3 separate regions of the Homo sapiens genome follow, and regions 1 and 3 are each linked to region 2. A link is an interaction called in ENCODE POLR2A ChIA-PET data of the cell type or tissue named here. Cell type or tissue: Panc1. All regions are shown on one strand. Each heading gives the region's core, and the rest is flanking DNA. Links, peaks and the distances in the headings are about the cores only.

Region 1 (8,152 bases), core at 2,120-4,619, 71 kb after region 2:
GCCTCAACATCCTGAGCTCAAGTGATGTTCCTGCCTCAGCCTCTGGACTAGTTAGGACTACAGGTACACGCCACCTTGCCCAGCTAATTTTTTAGCTTTTTTGTGGAGACAGGGGTCTCACTATGTTGTCCAGGCTGGTCTTGAACTTCTGGGCTGAAGTGGTCCTGTCACCCCCGCCTCCCAAAGTGCTGGGATTACTGGCACAAGCCACTGCACACAACATTCTTTATTGTCATCAATTATACTTTTACCACATAATTTTAATGTCTGCATAATATTCTATCGTATGGGTAATTTACTGAACCAAATCCACTAATAATGGACATTTAGGTTATTTTAAATTGTTATCTATTATAAACAAGGTTTCAGTGAATATCCGTTTAGCTAAAACTTTACATACATCCTTATTTACTTAGGAGATATATATATATATATATATATATATTTTTTTTTTTTTTTTTTTTTTTTAATAGCAACAGGGTCTCCCTATGTTGCCCAGGCTGGTCTCGAACTCCTGATCTCAAGCCATCCTCCCACCTTGGCCTCCCAAAGTACTGGGATGAGCAGGCATGCAGCCTGCATGCAGGCATGAGGCGAGGAGGTCTTCAGATACAGTCTTAAAAGTGGAATTGCTGCGTTAAGAGTTTTCACTGTCTTTTGTTCTTTATATAGTTTGCCATATTTTTACATATCTCAGTGTAACTCCCTACAAAACGTTTATCATTTAAAAAGGAAAAATAGTAACTTTAAAGTGGAGAGACCTGGGAGATACTCTTTATTGTGATCAAAGTGAAAAATCACCAATAATGTGACAAATAGACATTGTACACCTCTCTATATGAACCATTGAGGAGAATACAGTATTATCTTTTCTAGTGTTCCTGAAAAAAAATGCATAAATGCCTCTAATCATGAGGAAATATCAGACAAACACAAGCTGAAGACATTCTACAATATAATTGACCTATGCTCTTCAAAATGCCAATGTCCCAAAAGACAGATTTGAAGAACTCTTCCAGATTCAAGGAGACTGAAGAGACCTGACAGCTAAATGCAACACATGATCATGGGTTGGATTTTTGGATCAAAAGAAAGAAAGGTTTTTGCTATAAAGGAAATTAGGTTGCGTTGTATCCTTATGAATTCCCTGATTTTGACAATTACACATAGTGGAAGTCAGAAAGAGAAATGAATGATAAGACAAATGTGAGAGAACGTTAAAAATTGGAGAACCTGGGTATAGCAGAGTTTTTTATTTTTTCAATTTGCTACTTTTCTACAGCTTTGAAATTATTTTAAAATAAAAGTTTTAGAAATTCTTCCTCTCAAAAGCAAGTAAATGGTGCTAAAAATTAAAAATTAGAATTAAAAATTCTTCCTAGATGCTCAACTGCAGGATCAAGTCCAATCCAGGCTTTTTGTGTATACCTCCACGTAACTCAGCCTCGTCTCATTATTTTTCATGCCTAGGCCTTGACCATTTAGCAATAGCAAGATGCTCATGTTTTCCTGAACACATAGTGCTATTTCATTCTTCCATGTTCTTATACATGTTGTTTCCTCTGTCTGGATTGCCTTTCCCCACTTGATCTCTTGGTGAAAGTACCATTTCCTTAAGATCCGGCTCTGACATCGCTTCACCCATTAAACTTCTGCTGACCTCCTTAGCTCTACTTAATCAGTGCCTCCTCTGTGCTACCTCTAAACCAAGTACAAAGTGCTATTGTTACAATTGACAATAATTTTAGGTAACATTTATTAAGGACTTAATATATCCTAGGCATATAGTCATGTGTATGACATTCCAACACTTGGGTCAATGACAGAGCACATATACAACAGTGGTCTCATAAGATTTATTATGCCATATTTTTACTGGAACTTTGTATGTTGAGATACATTTAGATACACACATACCACTGTGTTACAATTGCCTACAGTGTTCAGTGCAGTAACATGCTGTACAAGTTTGTAACCTCAAAGCAGTAGACTGCCTGTGCACCACACAGCCAGGCGTGTAGTAGGCTACACCACCTAGGTTTGTGTAAGGACACTTTATGATATTCACACAACCACAAAATCACCTGACAATGCGTTTCTCAGAGCATATCCCCATGGTTAAGCAACACATAACTAGTGAGATGTAAAAGTATAGATACTAGTGCTTTTACTTTTAATCCTCACAACTACCCTATAAGGAAGGTACCAGTAGTAATCCCATTTTTATTTCTGTAGCCCAAGGTCACATAGCCAGTAGGTAACAGAACCTAGAATTGAGCTCAGGTTTCTCAGACTGCAAATCCCATGTTTTTAGCCACTATACTTCATTGCCAGTTTTTCACCTGTGTCTCCTACTAGACTGTGACTTCCTTGTAACAACAGATTTAATTTATTTTTCTCTCTATCTCCAAACCTTAACCCTAGCACAATGCTTGATATATAATAGGTGCTCAATAAATGTTTGGCTGGGCATGGTGGCTCTCACCTACAATCTCAGCACTTTGGGAGGCCAAGGCAGGAGGATCACTTGAGCTCAGGCATTTGGGACCAGCCTGGGCAACATAGCGAGATCTCATCTCTGCCAAAAGTAATTTTTTTTTTTTTGAGACAGTTTCGCTCTTGTTGCCCAGGCTGGAGTGCAATGGCGCAATCTTGGCTCACCGTAACCTCCGCCTCCTGGGTTCAAGCGATTCTCCTGCCTCAGCCTCCCGAGTAGCTGGGATTACAGGCATGTGCCACCACACCCTGCTAATTTTGTATTTTTAGAAGAGACGGGGTTTCTCCGTGCTGGTCAGGCTGGTCTCAAACTCCTGACCTCAAGTGATCCACCCACCTTGGCCTCCCAAAGTGCTGGGATTACAGGCGTGAGCCACTGTGCCCAGCCTAAAAGTAAAATTTTAAAAATTAGCTGGACCTCGTAGTGGTCACCTGTCATCCCAGCTACTTAGGAGGCTGAGGCAGAAGGATCGCCTGAGTCTGGGAAATTGAGGTTGCGGTGAGCTATGCTCACACCACTGCACTGCAGCCTGGGCGACAGAACAAGTCCCTGTATCAAAAATTAAAAATAAAAGTTTTTTCTTCTCAACTTGTTAGCACATTATGTCAAATATGCAAAAAAAAGATTCATGTGTCTGGAGAGAGAAAAAGAGAGAGAATATCTATTCTATCAGTCAGAACTCAGCAACCCAGCAAAAAAACAGATGGCACTCTCAAGCTGGGTAACACCAAATAAATAAAATGGTATTTTTGTGTATTTATTTTAGAGTCAGGGTCTCATTCTGTCCCCTAGGCTGGAGTGCTGTGGCTCAGTCATGGCTCACAGTAACCTCGAGCTTCTGGGCTCAAATAAGATTGTCTCACACTACAAGTACTTACCGCCACTCCCAACTATTTTGTTTTTATTTTTTATAGAGATGGGGTCTTGAAATGTTGCCCAGACTGGTCTCCAGTTCCTGGCCTCAAGCCATCCTCCCATCTCAGCCTCCCAAAGTGATGGGATTACAGGTGCAAGCCACCATGTCCAACTACAGTCTCTTCTTTTTCTTTGTCCCCTTCTCTGTTCCTTAATTCAGGATGGCTATAGTCTCGATTAAACTCTTCATTCTTTTCAAATTACCTGTAATCCCAGCACTTTGGGAGGCTGAGGCAGGAAGACAGCTTGAGGCCAGGAGTTCCAGACCAGTCTGGGCAATATAGCAAGACCCTCATCTCTTTAAAAAATAAAAGGCCGGGTGCAGTGGCTCACGCCTGTAATCCCAGCACTTTGGGAGGCCGAGGTGGGCGGATGTTCGAGACCAGCCCAGACAACATGGTGAAACCCCATCTCTACAAAAATTATCCAGGCATGATGGTGGGTGCCTGTAATCCCAGCTACTGGGGAGGCTGAGGTGGGAGAATCGTTTGAACCCTGGAGGCGGAGGTTGCAGTGAGCCAAGATCGCGCCATTGCACTCCAGCCTGGGCGACAGAGCGAGACTCCATCTAAAAATCATAATAATAAAAATTAAAATTAAAAGAAATTAAAAACAAATAGTTAAAATTAGCCACAGGTGGTAGCATATGCCTTTAGCTTCAGCTCCCTGGCATTGCTTGAGCCCAAGAGTTCAAGGCTGCAGTGAGCTATGATCCAGCCACTGCACTCCAGCTTGGGTGGCAGGGTTTCGGAAAACTGTAAGGAATGGTGTAGTAACTGAGTGTTAACAATAGGACATTTCCATTTCTGGCCCTGCAGGCACAAGGGGACTGGGCAATTACCAAAACTCACAGTGGGCTGGGTAGAGAGGGCCTCCAAACAGGAGATGTGACCTCTGCTTAAGAGACCTGGCCAGCCCAAAGTCATCCTAAAAAGTCAGGAAGCTGAGACTTCATTCTCTTCCACCTTATGATCTTCTGAAAGCTGGGACAAGGAGCCCATTGATCCTATAGAAGACCACACAAGTCAGCCTCTCAGGACAGAGGGCAGAAATGAGAAGGTAGAAAACAGATTCAGACGGACAAAAGGAAGATAATCCAGAATAATGTAATATTCACCACCCAGCTTAAGAATGAAATATGGCCAATACAGTTGATCTCCTCAGCATAACTCTCTCTGATTGCATCGGCCTTCTTCTCTTCTGCAGAGTCACTATCCTAAATTTGGTGTTTATCATTCCCATGAAGACCTTAAACCTTTGTCATGGCATTATACTCTGTACTCTTCATTCTTGCCTTCATTATTCTTCATCATGATTGTGAGATTCATCCTTGAAATTAGGGATACTTGAATCCCTAATTTCTTTATTTTCCCTACCATATAATTTTCTGTTCTCTGAATATATCACAATATGTGCATTCTCTTACGAATGGATATTTAAATCTTTGTTTTCTGTATTTTGCCCTTACAATCAATGCTTCCATGAATAGACTTACACTTGTGTGGAATACATTATTTTAAGACATAAAATTGAATAATGGAATTTTCTAACAAGGATTAGCACTTTCCTTGCTCTGTCATATCCTCATACTTGAGAATCATTGTGAGTAATGGGTTGGGAGCCAGAAAACTGATTGATTTGTCTAGTTCGTAATTCCTTGTCTCATACAAGACACTTAAAATCTTTGAGCTTTTGTTTCCTTATCTGTAAAATATTGTTATAAAAATTGGGCCAGGCACGGTGGCTCATGCCTGTAATCCCAGCACTTTGGGAGGCCAAGGCAGGTGGATCACCTGAGGTCAAGAGTTCGAGACCACCCTCGGCAACATGGAGAAACCCCCGTCTCTACCGAAAATAAAAAAAAAAAAATAGCCAGGTGCGGTGGCATGCACCTGTAATCCCAGCTACTCGGGAGGCTGAGGCAGGAGAATCGCTTCAACCTGGAAGGCAGAGGTTGCAATAAGCCGAGATTGCACCACTGCACTCCAGCCTGGGCAGCAGAGCAAGTCTCCAACTCAAAAAAAAAAAAAAAATTAAATGAGTTGGTGCCCATGAAAGCACTGTGTAAACAGTAAAGCACCATGCAAATGTAAGTTGTCACTGTTTATTGTGTGCCACCCCTTTTATAAGGTATCTCCTGTGAGAGGAGGAATCATGTCTCTTATTTGTTTCCTGTTGCATCCCTAGTACCCAGAATAAGGCTGGCACAGAATAGACATTGCATTTGTATTAATCAGGGAAGACTCATGGCTGTAACAAACAATCTCAAAACTTTTGGGAGCTTAAGAAAATCAAAATTTATTTCTCTCTTATGTCACAGTCAGCTATAGGCCAGCCAGGGAAACCCTACCTTAGCAAAGATCTCAGATCCATCTTGTGGCTCCACCAACTCCAAAGTGCTTGGAGTCCCCACCCGAGGAGAGGCTGGCACATGAATGTACAGAATTGTGCATGAGATTTGACAGGCCAAACCTAGGAGTGATGTATTTCACTCTACTCCATTCCATTGTCCAGAATTCAGTCAATGACCACATCTTATTCTGAGGATTGCTAGAAAATGTAGTTCAGCTGTGGCCTTAGGAATAAAACAAAATTGGTTTGATCAACATCTAGCCAGTCTTTGCTACAACAATTGATAAATATTTATAGAATAAATACATCAATAAATGAATAAAATATACATATCTAAATGTAGCCTATATTCCTTTTGGTTTGGTTTTTTAGCTTCTCAATAACGCCTTAAACTTGAATTTGCATCAGCTAAAATGCCTAAAGCATTTTCACTATTTGCTGTTAAGGCCCCACTGAGAGAATAGTAGTTTCCCAAAAGTCCCATTTCCGGCTGGGCATGGTGGCTCATCCCTGTAATCCCAGCACTTTGGGAGGCCAAGGCAGGAAAATGGCTTAAGTCCAAGAGTTCAAGACCAGCCCAGTCAACATAGGGAGACCCCCATTTTTACAAATAATTTTAAAAATTAGCCAGGCATAGTGGCATATGCCTGTAGTCCCAGATACAGGGGAGGCTGAATCAGGAGGATTACTTGAACCCTGGAGGTTGAGGCTGCAGTGAACTATGATCGGGCCATTGCACTCCAGCCTGGCTGACAGAGTGAGACCCCCAGCTCAAAAAAAAAAAAAAAAAAAAGTTCCATTTCCCAGGATGGATTTGGAGAAATTTGTAACCAAATGCTGCTGTTTCCCCATTACTAGGCCCATTCTCTAGTATGGGCCTCACGGACTAGACCCATTCTGTGATAATGTTGTGACAGCATCTACCTTCCTTAAGAGGCAGAGCCAAAAGTTCTTTTTCTTGAAATTTTGCTTCCAAAATCTCACTTGGATTGTTCATAATATGTTTCTGTTGGCCAAGAAACTAACTTTTTCTATTTCATTCTGAAGCAAAAATGGCCCCACTTGAGGTTTTGCTCTTATTCCACCTCAATCTTCTTCACAGGTGGGCAGCCCTGGATCAAGTGAATGTTAAAACTTCTGAAGTCAGGCCTTCAGAGATCTGGAGCTTCAACCTTAACCCCTCTTAGAACATTCTTTCTCAGTAGGTACCCAACAACCATATAAGACTTTTGCATAGAGGTCACATTTCTTTTCTTTGTCTTGTATGGATAGCTGCCTAAAAATTTGATTTTGGGGGAATTAGAGACATAAATAAGAAAAGTAAACAATATAGCTTCTAGATGATAACACTGGACAGTATCTCACAACCTTATGGAAGGTAATGATTCCTTAAAGAGGACAGGAAAACTTCATTTATTGAAGCCCACCCTTTCCCCGCTGCTCTGCAGACCATCTTTGTCTTATATCAAGTAACCATATGTGAGTGGAGTCATGTCTTAACATTCTATATTATTCTATTTGGCTATCCCTTGCCTCTATACAATACAGCCTTATTTACTGTAGCTTTATAATAAGTTTTGCTATCTGAAAGAGCAAAGCCTCACATTTAGTTCTTTTTCCAAGATAGTTGCAGTCCTTAACACCAAGGGAGGCTGAGAGTGTAAGAGCTCAAGAGGAAAGAGTCCGTACAGGGGTGGGATCCATGCAGCTCAGAATAGACTGTCAGAACCTACACAAGATGTGGAGAGGGTCCATGCAAGGAAATAGCTCAGCACTGAGGCTGACTGCCAGAGCCTAACACACACCTCACCTTGCTCAGGTTCCAACTCCCACCCTAGACTGCCTCTCTTTGGGAATTCCCTTTTCATCTTGGTCAGGCTGTAATACTCAGTATCAAGAGGGTGTCTCCCTGAAGGGGATGGCCTGGAGTAGGATGTCAGAGCCTCAGAACAATGATGTGCAGATGTCTCTGCAGTGTAAGGGTCCAGGCTGGGATGTTATAACCTGGGTATGGTGAGAAGAGCATTACCACTGAGGGACAGCCTGGCAAGGGGAGTCATCCGCCAAGTGTGATGAGAAGGGTGCCCACAAAGGAGGAGGCTCAGGATGAAAAGTCAGTGCCTGGTGGGGTCAGGAGGGTGTCCTCCAGGGGTGAACCAGCATGGGAGTCAGAACCCTAGTGCAGTAAGGAGGAGTCCATTGGGAAAGGGGCAGGCATAGGGTGTCAGAGCCAAAGCCATATGAGGAAGTCATCAATTAGAAAGGAGAGACCGTAGACCAGGCATGGTGGCTTACACCTGTAATCCCAGCATTTTGTGAGGCCGAGGTAGGTGAATTGGTCCCAGCTACTTTGGAGGCTGGAGCGGGAGGATTGCTTGAGCCTGGGAG
Region 2 (8,152 bases), core at 2,518-5,017:
TGAACCCAGGAGGTGGAGGTTGCAGTGAGCCAAGATTGTACCACTGCACTCCAGCCTGAACAAGAGTGAAACTCCATCTAAAAAAAAAGGAGACTACAGATACATGACAACTAAATGCCATGAATTTGGAAGCTTTAAATAACATTTTGGGGGAAAATTAAAGTTTATATCCTATACATTATATAATTCTGTATTAATACTAAATTTCTAATTGTGTTATGATCATGTAAAAGAATGTCATTAGGTTAAGAGATACATGCTGATGTAGTAGGGTGAAGTACGATGTTGCTTCTTTCAAAAGAAAAGTGCTTATACAGAGATAAAGCAAAGGTGACAAAATGACATTTGTTAGATAAAGGTAAGGGATATATGATTATTTCACTGTACTATACTTTCAACTTTTCTGTAATTTGAAAATTTTCAATATAAAAAGTTGGAGATAAAAAATAAAAATTTTAAAAGAAGGGAAAAACAGGAAGGAAATCGCTTACAGATACCATGAGGGTAGAGGTTAAGCAAAGGGGAGCATCCTGCTCTCAGTTTTAACCAAATCCAATGAAAACCCAGAAGTCGTTAGAGAACAAACTGAGGAATCAAGCAAACAAATTCCTAAACCTCATCAACTCTTGCCTATTAATTTAGATATGTGGGTGCAAGTGGTATAAAGGTGTTGGTTAATCCTTTTTATCAACAAAAGACATAAAATGAAGTTCATGTTTCCCTTCTTCCAAGTTATAATTCCAAAGGAGTTGGAAGACTGGCAGGGGGAAAAAATTATTCTAAAAGTTAATGTAAAAAAAGAAGTTAATACTTTGATTTTTTTTTTTTTTTTTTTTTTTTTTTTGAGATGAGGTCTCTCTCTCTCACCCAGGCTGGAGTGTAGTGGCACAATCATAGCTCACTGTAACCTTGAACTCCTGGGCTCAAGCGATCCCCCCATCTCAGTCTCAAGAGTAGCTAATGCTACAGGCTCGCACACCATGCTCTGACTTGTTTTGTAAAAAGGTGGCAGAATGATGAAACTAGGTGTTTTGTCACCTAAATCCAATGAACATTTGTAATTAGATATATGCAATTAGACTAGAGTCCATATTGTTTTAAAATCTCCCAAACTAAGAAAAGCATTATCACCAGTGTGGTGTTTTATCTTTTAACCAAAAAACTATCACACCAAGATCTTTCTTCCTTCAGCTTATATTCTAATGACAGACACTGAATAAGCCCACATTGTTAATTCCACAATCAGTACATAAAATGCTCCCCTAATATTCAGCATTCTGTCTTAAAAGCTCTCAAAAATATGGTTGCATCTCAAATGCTGCTGGCACTCTACTGAGTTTATGTACAGCCATTACACCTGAAAAAACATTTCTACTCAAATGGTCATGAATTTATTTTAGATTATCAAACAGCCTCCCCATTCCCACCATTTCCCTCTGAAATCCCAAAGAAATGCAGCAAAGTTAATGACTACATGGTAGGATAATCATTCAAACTTTTTAATCTCCCTTTACACATTATATTAACATTCATATTGCAAGGCATTCCATTCACAAATATTACAGTTTGATAAAAACTTCACACACATACTCCCAAAGTCTATACCAGATTCAGTCAACTTTACTAAATCATTCAAATAATAAAAGTAATGAAAACATTATTATATTTTAAAGCAATAAGGTCTGAGGCACTCTGGGAAAGATGTTCTCTTACAAGTATAATGTGTCAGTGGTATGAAATTATATTACAAGGATGCCCAGTAATCAAGTACACTCTAATGACAATGACTTTGTGATTTGATATGTCTTCACTGGATACACTCCTACTTGGACAACTGCTGAAAGGAACGTAGATATGGGGCAGCTGAGGTCATTTCTAATGAGGTTCCCAACTATGTAAAGGAGAGGTGTGTTTCCACACACGAAGGACAGCTGCATCTCTACTGCAAGGTTACAGTACACAAAATTCCTTTCTCATCACTATCACATTTACTCAACGTTAGATTTTAATAGCCCACTTGACCTCCTGGGTTCACAGCTGGAGACACTTTAGAACTCTTTCCCCATCCTCCACCATAGTGCAAACTTCACGCTTCTCTGAGCACCTCCAAGGTATGCCCTTGAAGTAAAACAGAAAAGGGAAGAAAGGGGGCTTTTTCTTTTCCATTTCTGACCAAACAGAGGTCTGAAATAGCAGTGTATTATGAAATTCTCATTCCCTGCAACAGTCAGCCACCACTTGGAAAATGGCTATTTTTGCCATAAACTAGATTTTTAAAAGCCTGATAACCTTCCAAAGTGAATTTTACTACATTCATTCACTGACACACAGAGTCCACATTGGAGAAAGTCTCATTGGGTGAGTGCTTCCCTATGCACAATTACAAGGGTAAATAATTAGCATGGGGGAGAGGGGAGGCCAAATCCCAACCAGGAATTAAATCACTGCAAACTATGGATCCATTTGTAAGAACATATAAACCTGTCAGAGCAGAAACAACACAAACTCCAGGTCACATAGTGTTTGGTAATTATGTATACAGAACTTAAAATGTATACATATATATTTCCATATATATAATTTAAAAAATCTGGTGCAACACATATTGCTAAGTTTCAAAGATTCTCATTTCCAATGTTCACCTGGAAAGCAGATGGCTCTTGATGGCTGTTTTGCGGCAGTGATAAAAGCAACTACAAGCAAGTTTAAGTAAAAGTGCTCAAAGGGCAAATGAGAAAACAGGTGTGCAGGGGGAGGGGGCTGAAGAGTTGAGCAATGTTTCCTTTATTCTTCTCAGCTTTTTCAGACCCAAGACAAGTTCTTGAGGACACACATCAAATGCTGTAGTCCTTTCTTATCTATAGTCAAAACAAAACAAGTGATTAAAAAAAGGTTCCTCTTCCTTTCTGTACTCTCAATAAAATGCATAGCACAGTAAGAAGGTACTGAGATGTGCCATCTTGGGAGAAATTAAAATTGAGACATGAAGTGAGGCCGTGCACTGTCAAGTCGCCGGGTTAGGATTTCACAGCCAGTGTCTGTGACCAGGAGGGTGTGCTCAAACTGAGCAGACCGCTTTCCGTCTCTTGTCACCGCAGTCCAACCATCTGGCCAGGTTTCATCCTGCCATCCGCCTTCAACAAACAAAAACAATTTCTTAGTTCACTCAGTTTTCTAAATGAACTCTATCAAGAAGAAAGCCAAGGAAAAAATTCACTACTAAGATCCTTATTTACATGCCAATTGTTTTAGCTAATGCCTTTCCAACTTCATTTTGGTCTTCAGTATGTTTGATGTTTAAATTTCATCAGATGTATTACAACCACATTTTTTATATATCCCAAATATCAAATCAAGATGGAATTTCCAAAATAAAGGCGCTGGATTTCATTTTAACAACATATTGATACCAATCACCACAACTTTGAGTAACAACCTTAATTAATTATATGTATCATTATATGTATCAAAGCATCACTATGTACCCTATGAATATGTACAATAATTGTCCATTTTAAAACAGGAAATTTTTTAAAAAGGACATTCTGCAATATGCTACAACACAGATGAACCTTGAGAACATAATGCTAAGTGAAATAAGCCAGTCATAAAAAAGCATATGCTTGGCCAGGCGCGGTGGCACACGCCTGTAATCCCAGCACTTTGGGAGGCCGAGGCGGGCAGATCACAAGGTCAGGAGATTGAGACCATCCTAGCTAACACAGTGAAACCCCATCTCTACTAAAAATACAAAAAATCACCCGGGCATGGTGTTGGGCGCCTGTAGTCCCAGCTACTCGGGAAGCTGAGTCAGAAGAATGGCATGAACCTGGGAGGCAGAGCTTGCAGTGAGCTGAGATCGCGCCACTGCATTCCAGCCTGGGCGACAGACCAAGACTCCGTCTCAAAAAAAAAAAAAAAAAAAAAGCATGTGCTTAATGATTCCACTTCTATGAGGTAGAGTACAGTAGTCAAAATCATGGAGATAGAAAGCAGAACAGTGGGTGCCAAGGTCTGGGAGTAGTGAGCAATAGGAAGGGAATGTTTAATGGGTTGAGTTTCAGTTTTACAAGATGAAAAGACTTTTGGAGATGGATGGTGGTAATGGGTGCACAACGTTATGAATGTATTTAATAATATTGAACTGTACATTTAAAAATGAGATGTGTATTTTACAATTAAAAAATCAGAAAAAAAACTTGAATGAATTTAGCTCTTTCCTAGTATAACTTGGGCATCTGACAAAACTATACTCAGCATATATTGTGAAGGAAATCATGTAAATGTTTACAGTTTTATTACAGCATTCAATTCCTGATATAATTTCAAAATGGTAGGCACACAAACAGATGGTGAGAACAGATTATACAGTGAAATTTTTGTGAACTATACCCCTGGAATCAGAAAGAGGGGCAAAAGAAAGACTGGTGTGAGAGCATAAGAAAAATATGAAGCAGAATGGTCTGGACAGGAGTTGAAACCAGAGAAGGGAAGCAAAGGGACAGTGAATCTGGGAGGCCATGAAAGAAAACTCAGAGAAAGGAGGGAAAGGGGGTGAAGGGGTCATAATGAGGGAAAGCAGAAAGCAAAGGCCCAAGAGAATGTGAAGCAGAGGTGGAATGAGAAAGGCAATTCTAGATACTACTGTAAAAGATGTATTTGCGAGCTTTCTTCTTTCAAAATTAGATGTTAAAAAAAAATCAATACTTTCTTCATTTTGAGTAATCTTTAGGTGAAACATATTACCTCTAGGACTCACTGCCTCAGACAGACAAATCCCAGAACATAAACTCTGTAGTGAAGTAAACTACTTTTGCAATATTAAATCCCAGGCTAAAAAGAAAATACGAGGCGGCCTAAAAAAGTTAACTCATGCCTCATCAAGCAACTAAAGATGAGTACATCGATGTTTTTCAATGTAATGGCCTTTACACAAATGGCCTTTACACAAATTTAAAACATTACTACTGTAATTTTATTGTGATCTGATAAAACAGGATTTTTAGTAATGTCAAGTCAAACTTATTTGGCTATTCTGAGGAAATTCTCCTGCAGATTTGAGACTTTCTAGTCCAGGGATTTAACCTAGCTGAGTTACACTTCAAGTATATCTGCTATAATTTGATGATTAATTACCTGTGCTGGCTGTATAGAAAGTTATTTGCTTACTGAAAACACTACATCATGGCTCACCAACCAGGTGCTAGTTAATGGAAATACGTAGCCAAAATGACAATTTCCTCCCACTATCTTTCTTTTCACTGCTAAATACTTACCATCTTTACAACTGGTTGCACGTGATCAGAACTTTATCCTTATTATAAGAGGATGACAAAAACTTTACTGCACATTTGTGCAGTCTTTTAAAGTATATAACATAACATAAATCATCTCAGTCTAGCAGCCCTGGGTGTTGGCAAGATAGAGATTCTAATTTTCATTTTACAGAAAACGCAATAAGGAACCAGCTTTAGAAGGCAGCCTCTAAAGTGACTTCAGTGATCCCCAGCCTCCTGGCATGCAGGCCCTTGTGTGAGCTCCTGCTCCCCTTGAGTGCGGGCTGGATTCAGTGAATCACTTCTAAGAAAGACAATATAGAAGTCACTCCCAAGACTGGGTTATAAAAAGACTGGAAGGATCAAGAGAGGGAGTATCCTTTAAAACAGGGCTCAGGACACACAAGCTCTACTGCTACTGCCTCACTTTGCATCCCCTAACCAGAAAGCTCCATTACCAGAATCACTCTGAAAATCTCGGTGAGGAGCCCTAATTGTGACTCCCAGTCTCCTATCACTGCTACAAGCCTGTCTGGAAGAGATGACAACAGTGGGGAGGCTGCCAGAGCCAAGTGTGCTTTCCAAGTGTCCTTGGTGTGCTTTCCCCACAATAGCTATATGATGCCACGTGATGACATGAGTACAGACCATGAAGGGTCAGAACAGCTCATGAGCTGAGTCTGACAAATTCTGCCAAGTAACAAGCTAAGTTACAGGCAAGCTACCCACCCTCTTCAAGGACCAGTTTCCTAGTTTCTATAATGGGGTAACACCTACCTTATAAATTGTGAAGAATTAAATCATATAATCATGTCTGCCTCGAACTGGGTGGCTCGTCAATGCTCTGCTCTGTTCCCTCCTCTTCCCTCTCCTACATCAAGCAAGAACGTCCGCACAGACTTGACCTGGGCACCTCATTATTACAATGCACCCTTTGACATGATCTTTATGAAAAGGGACCAGAATTCAAGCATTTCAGCATCTCCTGACAGAAGACTACCACGCAGAACCCATGCCGTTCTTGCCAACCCTCACAATTTTCAGTTCTTCACGATACTGAATCAAGTTTGAGGTGGGACAGGGAGTGAGTAGGAAGCAAAAAGCAAGCAGGTAGAAAAGACCACTGACATGATGAATTACCTAAAATACATATAAATTCAATTGAAAAATATCATGGCATCCTTTTTTCTCACCTTCACAAATCATTGGCTCAATTGTAAATACATGGCCCGACTTCATCACTCCAACTGCTTTATTTTCTGAAATCAAAGAAAAAAATCTCAAAAGGTAGCAAAACCAACAGTGTACTGTTGAACAGCTAACTAGAAAGAGTACATAACTCAAATTCCCATCAGTGATTGTTAAATTAATTACCCTGATTCCCTTTCTTAAAGTTCAACAAACAGGTATTATACTGGCAGCCATCTAATATGGTGCACGTATTGTCCTAGGCACATTTCAATTACGCTTATGTGTTCTCTAGGAAAACAGAGGTATTTGTAGGCTGTATTTCAGAGATGAGTATCACTTCTATAAAAAGAAAAGTGGCAAATAAAGAATAAAAGAAAAGTGCCTTGATTTCTATTACCTCATGATTAGAATTGCAATCACAGAACCAAGAGTTCCACTACTCATCCGGGTAGAGAAGCTCAAAGGAGAATGACAGATGTTTCAGATTATGCCAGAAATTTCCCACCGCTTTGGGGGGTAAGCATGTGTTTGCACACAGGTGCACAGCCCATAGAAACTACATGATTTTCATAATGTTTCATAAGCTGTTGTGTTTTTCTCATCTTCAAAGAAGAACAAAATCTATGCACATTAACCTACTTTTTAAAAAATAAGCTGGGTGCGGTGGCTCATGCCTATAATCCCAGCACTTTGGGAAGCCGAGGCAGGTGGATCACCTGAGGCAGGTCAGGAGTTTGAGACCAGCCTGGCCAACATGGCGGAACCTGTCTCTACTAAAAATACAAAAATTAGCCAGGTGTGGTGGCGTGCACCTGAAATCCTAGCTACTCAAGAGGCTGAAGCAGGGAATCACTGGAACCCAGAAGACAGAAGTTGAAGTGAGCTGAGATCAATTGCGCCACTGCACTCCAGCCTGGGCGATTGAGCAAGACTCTCTCAAAAATAAAAACAAGGCCGGGCGCAGTGGCTCACACCTGTAATCTCAGCACTTTGAGAGGCCGAGGTTGGTGGATCACGAGGTCAGGAGATCGAGACCATCCTGGCCAACATGGTGAAACCCTGTCTCTACTAAAAATACAAAAAATTAGCTGGGCGTGGTGGCGGGGGCCTGTAGTCCCAGCTACCGGGAGGCTGAGGCAGGAGAATGGCATGAACCCGGGAGGCTGAGCTTGCAGTGAGCCGAGATTGTGCCATGCACTCCAGCCTGGGCGACAGAGCAAGACTCCGTCTCAAAAACAAACAAACAAACAAGCAAACAAAAAAAACAAAAAACAAAACAAAAAACAAACAACTAAGGAGACCATTATTTTTTAATTCAAAGCAAAAAAGCAAACTCCATTTCTCTCTCCAAGTACTTTTTAGCTTCTTTGTCCAAGTTCACTAATGTAAGTTTTTTTCAGGATCATCATGAGCAATACAACAATAAATTACAGTGACCAGACCTGCCATACCCCTCAAAAATGCCAAAAATGTTAAAACTAGGAATAGGCTTTTTTAGACAAAAATGGAGAACTAATTTAAATTCCAAGTTAAACAAAACCTAATAAGGGTATCAGCTAAGTGAATGACTGCAATGCCCAACCTGACCACCAGATGGCTAATACATCAGCTTTTCAGGGTTCCTCTGCGAGGTTGTTCTGATCTGCAACTTTGTTATGAATGGCAAATTTGCCCGCCCTTTGAGG
Region 3 (8,152 bases), core at 2,120-4,619, 530 kb after region 2:
AGCAGTGTGCAGAGGGAAATTTATAGCACTAAATGCCCACAAGAGAAAGCAGGAAAGATCTAAAATTGACATCCTAACAACAAAATTAAAAGAACTAGAGAAGCACAGCAAACAAATTCAAAAGCTAGCAGAAGACAAGAAATAACTAAGATCAGAGCAGAACTGAAGGAGATAGAGACACGAAAAACTCTTCAAAAAAATCAATGAATCCAGGAGCTGGTTTTTTTTTTTTTTTTTTTTTTTAAGATCAACAAAATGGATAGACCACTAGCCAGACTAATAAAGAAGAAAAGAGAGAAGAATCAAATAGATGCAATAAAAAATGATATAGGGGGCCGGGTGCTGTGGCTCACACCTGTAATCCCAGCACTTTGGGAGGCCGAGGCGGGCGGATCACGAGGTCAGGCGATCGAGACCATCCTGGCTAACATGGTGAAACCCTGTCTCTACTAAAAATACAAAAAATTAGCCAGGCTTGGTGGCGGGTGCCTGTAGTCCCAGCTACTTGGGAGGCTGAGGCAGGAGAATAGTGTGAACCCGGGAGGCAGAGCTTGCAGTGAGCCAAGATCGCGCCACTGCACCCCAGCCTGGGCGACAGAGCAAAACTCTGTCTCAAGAAAAAAAAAAAAAAAAAAAAAAGATATAGGGGATATCACCACCAATCCCGCAGAAGTACAGACTACCATCAGAGAATACTATAAACACCTCTATGCAAATAAATGAGAAAACCTGTAATAATGGATAAATCCTGGACACATAACACCCCCCACAAGTCTAAACCAGGAAGAAGTTGAATCCCTGAATAGACCAATAACAAGTTCTGAAATTGAGGCAGTAATTAATAGCCTACCAACAAAATGTCCAGGACCAGATGGATTCACAGCCGAATTCTACCAGAGGTACAAACAGGAGATGATACCATTCCTTCTGAAACTATTCCAAACTATAGAAAAAGAGGGAATCCTCCCTAACTCATTTTATGAGGCTAGCATCATCCTGTTACCAAAACCTGGCAGAGACACCACAAAAAAGGAAAATTTCAGGCCAATATCTCTGATGAACATTGATGCAGAAATCCTCAATAAAATACTGGCAAACAGAATCCAGCAGCACATGAAAAAGCTTATCCACCACGATGAAGTCAGCTTCATCCCTGGGATGCAAGGCTGGTTCAACATACACAAATCAATAAACATAATCCATCACATAAACAGAACCAGTGACAAAAACCGCATGATTATCTCAATAGATGCAGAAAAGGCCTTTGACAAAATTCAACACTCCTTCATGCTAAAAACTCAATAAACTAGGTATCAATGGAACATATCTCAAAATAATAAGAGCTATTTATGACAAACCCACAGCCAATATCATACTGAATGAGGAAACACTGGAAGCATTCCCTTTGAAAACTGGCACAAGACAGGGATGCCCTCTCTCACCACTCCTATTCAACATAGTATTGGAAGTTCTGGCCAGGGCACTCAGGCAAGAGAAAGAAATAAAAATAAAGGTTATTCAATTAGGAAGAGAGGAAGTCAAATTGTCCCTGTTTTCAGATGACAGATATTTAGAAAACCCCATCGTCTCAGCCCAAAATCTCCTTAAGTTGATAAGCAACTTCAGCAAAGTCTCAGAATACAAAATCAATGTACAAAAATCACAAGCATTGCTATACACCAATAACAGACAAACAGAGAGCCAAATCATGAGTGAACTCCCATTCACAATTGCTTCAAAGAGAATAAAATACCTAGGAATCCAACTTACAAGGGATGTGAAGGACCTCTTCAAGGAGAACTACAAACCACTGCTCAAGGAAATAAGAGAGGACACAAACAAATGCAAAGACATTCCATGCTGATGGATAGGATGAATCAATATTGTCAAAATGGCCATACTGCCCAAGGTAATTATAGATTCAATGCTATCCCCATCAAGCTACCAATGACTTTCTTCACAGAATTGGAAAAAACTACTTTAAACTTCATATGGAACCATAAAAATCCTAGAAGAAAACCTGGGCAGTACCATTCAGGACATAGGCATGGGCAAAGACTTCCTGACTAAAACACTAAAAGCAATGGCAACAAAAGCCAAAATAGACAAATGGGATCTAATTAAACTAAAGAGCTTCTGCACAGCGAAAGAAACTATCATCAGAGTGAACAGGCAACCTACAAGGTGGGAGAAAATTTTTGCAATCTGTCCATCTGACAAAGGGCTAACATCCAGAATCTACAAAGAACATAAACAAATTTACAAGAAAAAAACAACCCCATCAAAACGTGGGCAAAGGATATGAACAGACACTTCTCAAAAGAAGACATTTATGCAGCCAACAAACATATGAAAAAAAGCTCATCATTATTGGTCATTAGACCACAAATCAAAACCACAATGAGATACCATCTCACACCAGTTAGAATGGCGATCATTAAAAAGTCAGGAAACAACAGATGCTGGAGAGGATGTGGAGAAACAGGAATGCTTTTACACTGTTGGTGGGAGTGTAAATTAGTTCAACTACTGTGGAAGACAGTGTGGCGATTCCTCAAGGATCTAGAACTAGAAATACCATTTGACCCAACAGTGCCATTACTGGGTATATACCCAAAGGATTATAAATCATTCTATAAAGACACATGTATGTATGTTTATTGCAGCACTATTCACAATAGCAAAGACTTGGAACCAACCCAAATGTCCATCAGTGATAGACTGGATGAAGAAAATGTGGCACATATACACTATGGAATGCTATGCAGCCATAAAAAAGGATGAGTTCATGTCCTTTGCAGGGACATGGATGAAGCTGGAAATCCTCTTTCTCAGCAAACTATCACAAGAACAGAAAACCAAACACTGCATGTTCTCACTCATAAGTGGGAGTTGAACAAGGAGAACACACGGACACAGGGAAGGGAACATCACATACTGGGGCCTGTCGTGGGGTAGGGGGTAGGGGAGGGATAGCATTAGGAGAAATACCTAATGTAGGTGACAGGTTGATGGGTGCAGCAAACCACCATGGCATGTGTATACCTATGTAATGAAACTGCAAGTTCTGCACATGTACTCCGGAACTTAAAGTATAATTTAAAAAAGAATAAATAAAAATAGAGAAGTGTGCCTGTAATCCCAGCTACTCAGAAGGCTGAGGCAGAAAGATTATATAATACCAGGAGTTTGAGGCAGCAGTGAGGTATGGTCATGCCACTATACTCCAGCCTGGGCGACATAGTGAGACCGTCTTTTAAAAAAATTTTAACATTTAGCCGGGTATGGTGGCACATGCCCCTAGTCCCAGCTACTCAGGAGGATGAAGCAGGAGGATGGCTTGAGCTCAGGAGTTTGTGGCAGCAGTGAGCTATGGTCTTGCCACTGCATTCCAGTCTGGACAATGGAGTAAGATCCTGTTTCTAAATATGTGTGTGTGTGTGTGTGTGTGTATAATATGTGTGTATATGTTGTGTAATCTTAAGTGAATCTAATAACTGCTCTAGTTTACTCTGCAAATGAAAAAACTAGACTAGACAACCTCTAAAATCTTTGTTGATTCTAAATATCTGTGTCTCAGTTTAGCTCCCATTCCCTTATTCCCAAGTCCAATGCACATCCCATCACTTTGTTTCAACTTTCATGGCCGAAGTGCAGGTGGGGTGGAGTGTGCCTCTAGGAAAGTGGAAACGGCTGTGGCTTTTCCACTGTGGCTTCAGGGAGCCCTGGCCTTAATCAAGCTGCTTTCTAGAGCTGTGTTGCCTCTGAGCCTGTTTCCTCATTTGTATGATGGGGATATCATTGTCTCCTTCACAGTGTGATGACAGTTAGTCATGTACAGAAGGCACCTATAGCTCCTGGCACAGGCTGATGAGCAACAAAAGTTCACCATTATCACTTTCTCAGTGTCTAGGGGACATTTCATCCCTGAGCATCTCTGGCCATTTCAGGATGTGCTCACTGTCTCTCATTTGCTCTGGTCCCAGTGACCTTGTTAGCTCCTGGCAATGTGTGTGCAGGCCCTTCTGCCTACCCAGTCAGGTGATGGCCTGGTGAACAACAGCAGAGTAGGCCCATGCCTGATGCTCAGTCATTTCACCATCTTTTTCCTGCCAGGTGCCATGTCCAAGATACAACACCTACATCAAGGAACTCAGAGTCTGAAGTCAAGGCTGCAGAAACTGTGGTCTAGCTTTCTGACCAAAGCTGGGTTTTGTGCTTCTATGGCAGTGTAGATTCTTTTACTTGAACATACTCAAAATCTTAGTTTTTAATTGGTGATTCTTTTTAGGATTACAGCAGTTTTTGGTCTCAAAGCCAAAAGATTCTGAATTATTACAGATCTTGTGTTATTTTGTGGCTGTATAACATCTCTTAACCAACCAAACAAGATGAGTAGGTTAGAGATTAAACTGGCTGCAGAAGTCTAAATGAAACTGAATCCCCAAGTTCTGAGACGCAGTGAGGAGAAACTGTATTGCCAATAGATCTTCTCATCCTGCATTTGGAGTGGTCGGGATTCTGGAGTCAGATGCCTGGGTTTGAATTGGGGTTTTCCCAGTCACTAGGTAGGTAGCAACTCTAGTCCAGGCTACTTAATGTCTCGTAAGCTCAGTTTCCACAGTTGGAAAGTGACGATATGGTGTTTACTTCAGTGGTTGTCCTGAAACTTTATTGAAATGACACAAGTTCGTAACTGTGCCAGTTCCATTGTAAGGATGCAATAAATGTTAGCTCTTGTTTTTATTAATGACGAGGATATAATGTTTAAACTCAATGCCCACTTCGGGCAGTTTTTTACCCTGTAGAAGCAGTTGTAATCATTTTCAAATCAGGCTTGCTACACCCTTCCAGCTGGAAAGAAAAGTCTCTAATTTCATTGATTTTCGAGGGCACATGCTTTAGTTGAATGAGTAGTAACCAAATGGAGATATGTAGTAGGCGGTTAGAAGTGTTAGCATCTTTGGGATCATGTGGTCAACCACATTATAAATGAATGCTTGGATGTAAGGGCAGACCTGCATCTGTGTGTGTGTTTTCAGTGGGTGGATGGGGCCATGTGGTATCACAGCGTGCCACACAGGGATTTACGGTGGTCAAGAAGCATTTGTGGTACAGAGCTTGGAGTTTGGAGTAAGGCTTCCTTGTTTTGCATCCTGGCTCTACCACTGTCAATCTGTGTGACCTTGGGTGAGTCACTTAACTGTTTCCTCACCTGTTAAATGTGAATAATAACAGTACCTCTCCCCTTTTGTGAAGACTGAATGAGATAAATGAAAAGCTGTTTGCAGTATGGTCATACTAAAATGGGAGCAGTCAGTACCCTCCCCCCATTTCCAGCAGAGTGGTGGGCAGGTCTAGCTAGCCCTTGTACATACACCTTGCAGAATAGTTTATAGTAGTGAGCATAGCTGGTAAATGTACAATAAAAAAAGTTCCTGTTTTTCATTTCTACCTGATTGAATGAGACACCTATTTAATGCAAATTTCAATAATGCTCTGATACTAACTCTGTTCAAGTTAGTAAGAGAGCTTTGTAGAGTTATTGTGACACCTGGGTTAAGTATGGCTGACTTTGGGTTAAGTATGAGGTCTAATCATCCCAGTCTGTCCTCTAGATTTTTTGCTGTTTTGTTCAATATAATTATGTAAACAGGTATTCTCTATGTAAACATTTGTGAAAGTTAAAATACCAAAGCAGATTAAATATAGAACTAGACTGGATGCCTACATCAGTGTTTTAGTGACAGCAAAAAAAAAAAAAAAAATCATCTGTTACATTTAATTATTTTGGCTAGTTTCAGTTCTGTTGGTTTGATAGTATTCTTTTTAGTTGATATATAAATTTGCTTGGGGTTTTATACCAGTCTTCTATTTCTGCATATTTAAGGAATATTTTAATAAATAATAACTTATGTCAACCTTGAGGATCTATGACTTTTTTCTTTTAAAGAGAGTTCATATATTAGTCCATAACCATTGAATAGATCGTTCAGAGTGTATGAAGAAGAGCATAATCCTGTGCACAGCTGGCTTTTCTGATTTGCAGGGTATTTAGTGTACATTTCTCTATCCAGCTCATATGCCGGACAGAGGAACACTTTACCCTTCTGGTCTCTCTGCCTGTTGGGCAATTGGGTTATTCTGGGTATGTGGAGGAGCTTTTTTGATTCTTGTTGTGAGGGATGCTTTCAACAGAAAAGAGAGGAAGAATATTTGTCTTTCATTGCTCAATACCCAGATATTTCATATTCATCAGAAATAGCTACTTCTGAATTCTTTTTTCCTCTTTAAATTAGACACAACATTATCCCGTCTACTGTTATTTCTTTTTTACATTTTTATATTAGCAGTCGACTGTTGGCATGTTCTCTCAGCTGCCTCTAGTGATGACATCCGGGCTTTTAACAGCCATGCTTTTCCAGGGAGCCCTGTGCACTTCATAGATTACACCGTTAGTCCTCACAGTTGTTCCCGGAGGTAGGTAGGATCAGACAGAGCACGTAGGGGTGAGAACAGAGGGCTGGGGCGAGTCAGTCTGAGAAAAGCAGTGGGTTACTTCTTTTATGTTAGCATTTCTGCTTTAGGCAGAGTTCTGCATTTCCACCTATTTTCATATTTTCTTCAAAGCATTTTTCAAATGATAAGTCATTAGCTTCATGGCTGCAGAATGAAGTAAGGGGATATTAATATAGCTATTGAGAAATAAGAACCTTCACTGAAATATTTTTAGGGTCGTTAAGAGCAGTTTTAACTCTTGGTTTGGGTGTGATTTTTGCCTAGAATTTGGAGTGTATTTAAATTGATTTTATATCTAAATTGAGTGATCAAAAGAAACCTCTCTAATGATATAGTTGTCTAATGTCTATTCAGTGTAACTCTTTGAAGGTGCAAGATTAATATTCCTAAAGCCCAGCTCTGATCATTTCATAATTTTCTTTTGTGTCCTTTTTAACATTATGAGCTTTGGATTCAAAAGACCTGGCTTCATTTTATGGGCTGGTTATATAACCTGTCTGATTCTCACTTGCCTCCTCTATAATGGAGGTAATAATACCCAACTCAAAGAGTGGTGGTTACAATTAAGTGAGATCATGTGTGTGAGATACTAAGCACAGTCGATGTCAATAAAGCTTTAAAAAGGCAAAAAACAGTACAAAATCCAGATTCTTTGATGCTATGTTTTAGATGCTGCCTTGGAATCACCTCATAACTGAGTTCTTATTTTCCAGCCAAATACAAAACCTCACTCTTCATTTTTCATGAAGCAGAACAACCAATACAATTTACATGAGGCTAAAAAGCTTCATGAAATAGTACTTTATCTTGCCACATGCTATAGCATTCTATTCCATTTCATTGAGGAAGAAAATGGCCATTAAACTGTGATATCAAGCAAGTTGCAACCTGTTTAAAAAACAGTGGTCTAGAAGGCCTTCCATCTCCATTTCTTAGAATTCTATCCTCCACCCCCCTTGAGACCTGTACCCCCTCATGAAATCTTCCCTCATCTTGGCATCTGGTGGCCTTCTCTGAACTTATTTTTTCTCAGTCTCATTTATGGCATTTACTGCAAATTGGCATTTAGGTTCATTATTGATTCATAACTTATCTCTATGGTGAGATGATAAGTACCATCAGGGCATGAACTCCATTGTGCCATCATTTATCAACCTGTGAACATAGCAAGATGTCCTGCCCACTGAAGCCCTCAGAGGTATTTGTTAGGAAATTGCCTGGTGTCTTGGATGCTTCCTTACCTTTGTGCTGACATTTGAAAGCCGTAGAATTAGAGTTTGTGTGTTTACCCTTGGGAGCGGGTTGCCTCTCGCCATGACTACTATCTAGTTCAGATGTTTTCACCTGGCCTGCCTTGGATTTCTTGTGTATGTGAAAAAGAATGACATTAGGTTGAGATTGGTATTCTGGCTTCTAAATGGAGATTCTCAATTTTCCTGTTTCCTGACTTGACTTTGTTGGGCCTCAGAGGTTCCTTTCAGTTCTAACGGTGTTTGAGCAAAAATCAGCCTCCTTTCTGATGAGACCCAGCCTGATATCTTTAAACCTTGGACCTTTGCAGCATGTAACAGTTAATGATTTTAGCCTATGAGACCTGCACTTTATAGCCTAGGACACCTTTGATGTTTCTGTG

Evidence for each region. Peaks named below come from ENCODE experiments on the same cell type or tissue, not always from the same donor. Only the 100,000 strongest peaks of a DNase experiment are listed, where the experiment ranks them.
Region 1: POLR2A ChIA-PET joins it to region 2 with 9 read pairs; 24 of 35 experiments call an interaction of 5 or more read pairs at or near these places.
Region 3: POLR2A ChIA-PET joins it to region 2 with 6 read pairs; 3 of 35 experiments call an interaction of 5 or more read pairs at or near these places.

What each region holds. Positions count from the first base shown.
Region 1 is chr4:98,984,330-98,992,481 of GRCh38, reverse strand. No RefSeq gene overlaps it. Among named protein-coding and RNA genes, the nearest start is that of METAP1, 7.3 kb to the left of the region's middle. In Panc1, for the core only: no CTCF peak of the experiment used is centred there; no DNase peak of the experiment used is centred there.
Region 2 is chr4:99,056,136-99,064,287 of GRCh38, reverse strand. METAP1 (methionyl aminopeptidase 1) reads right to left here. Exons shown (of 11, transcript NM_015143.3): 10 at 6,470-6,535; 11 at 1,479-3,134. The coding sequence ends at 2,971. Among named protein-coding and RNA genes, the nearest start is that of ADH5, 29 kb to the left of the region's middle. In Panc1, for the core only: no CTCF peak of the experiment used is centred there; DNase peaks (open chromatin) are centred at 3,567 and 3,987; H3K27ac peaks cover 2,313 bases.
Region 3 is chr4:98,526,031-98,534,182 of GRCh38, reverse strand. All of the region lies in intron 1 of TSPAN5 (tetraspanin 5), which reads left to right. Among named protein-coding and RNA genes, the nearest start is that of TSPAN5, 130 kb to the left of the region's middle. In Panc1, for the core only: no CTCF peak of the experiment used is centred there; no DNase peak of the experiment used is centred there.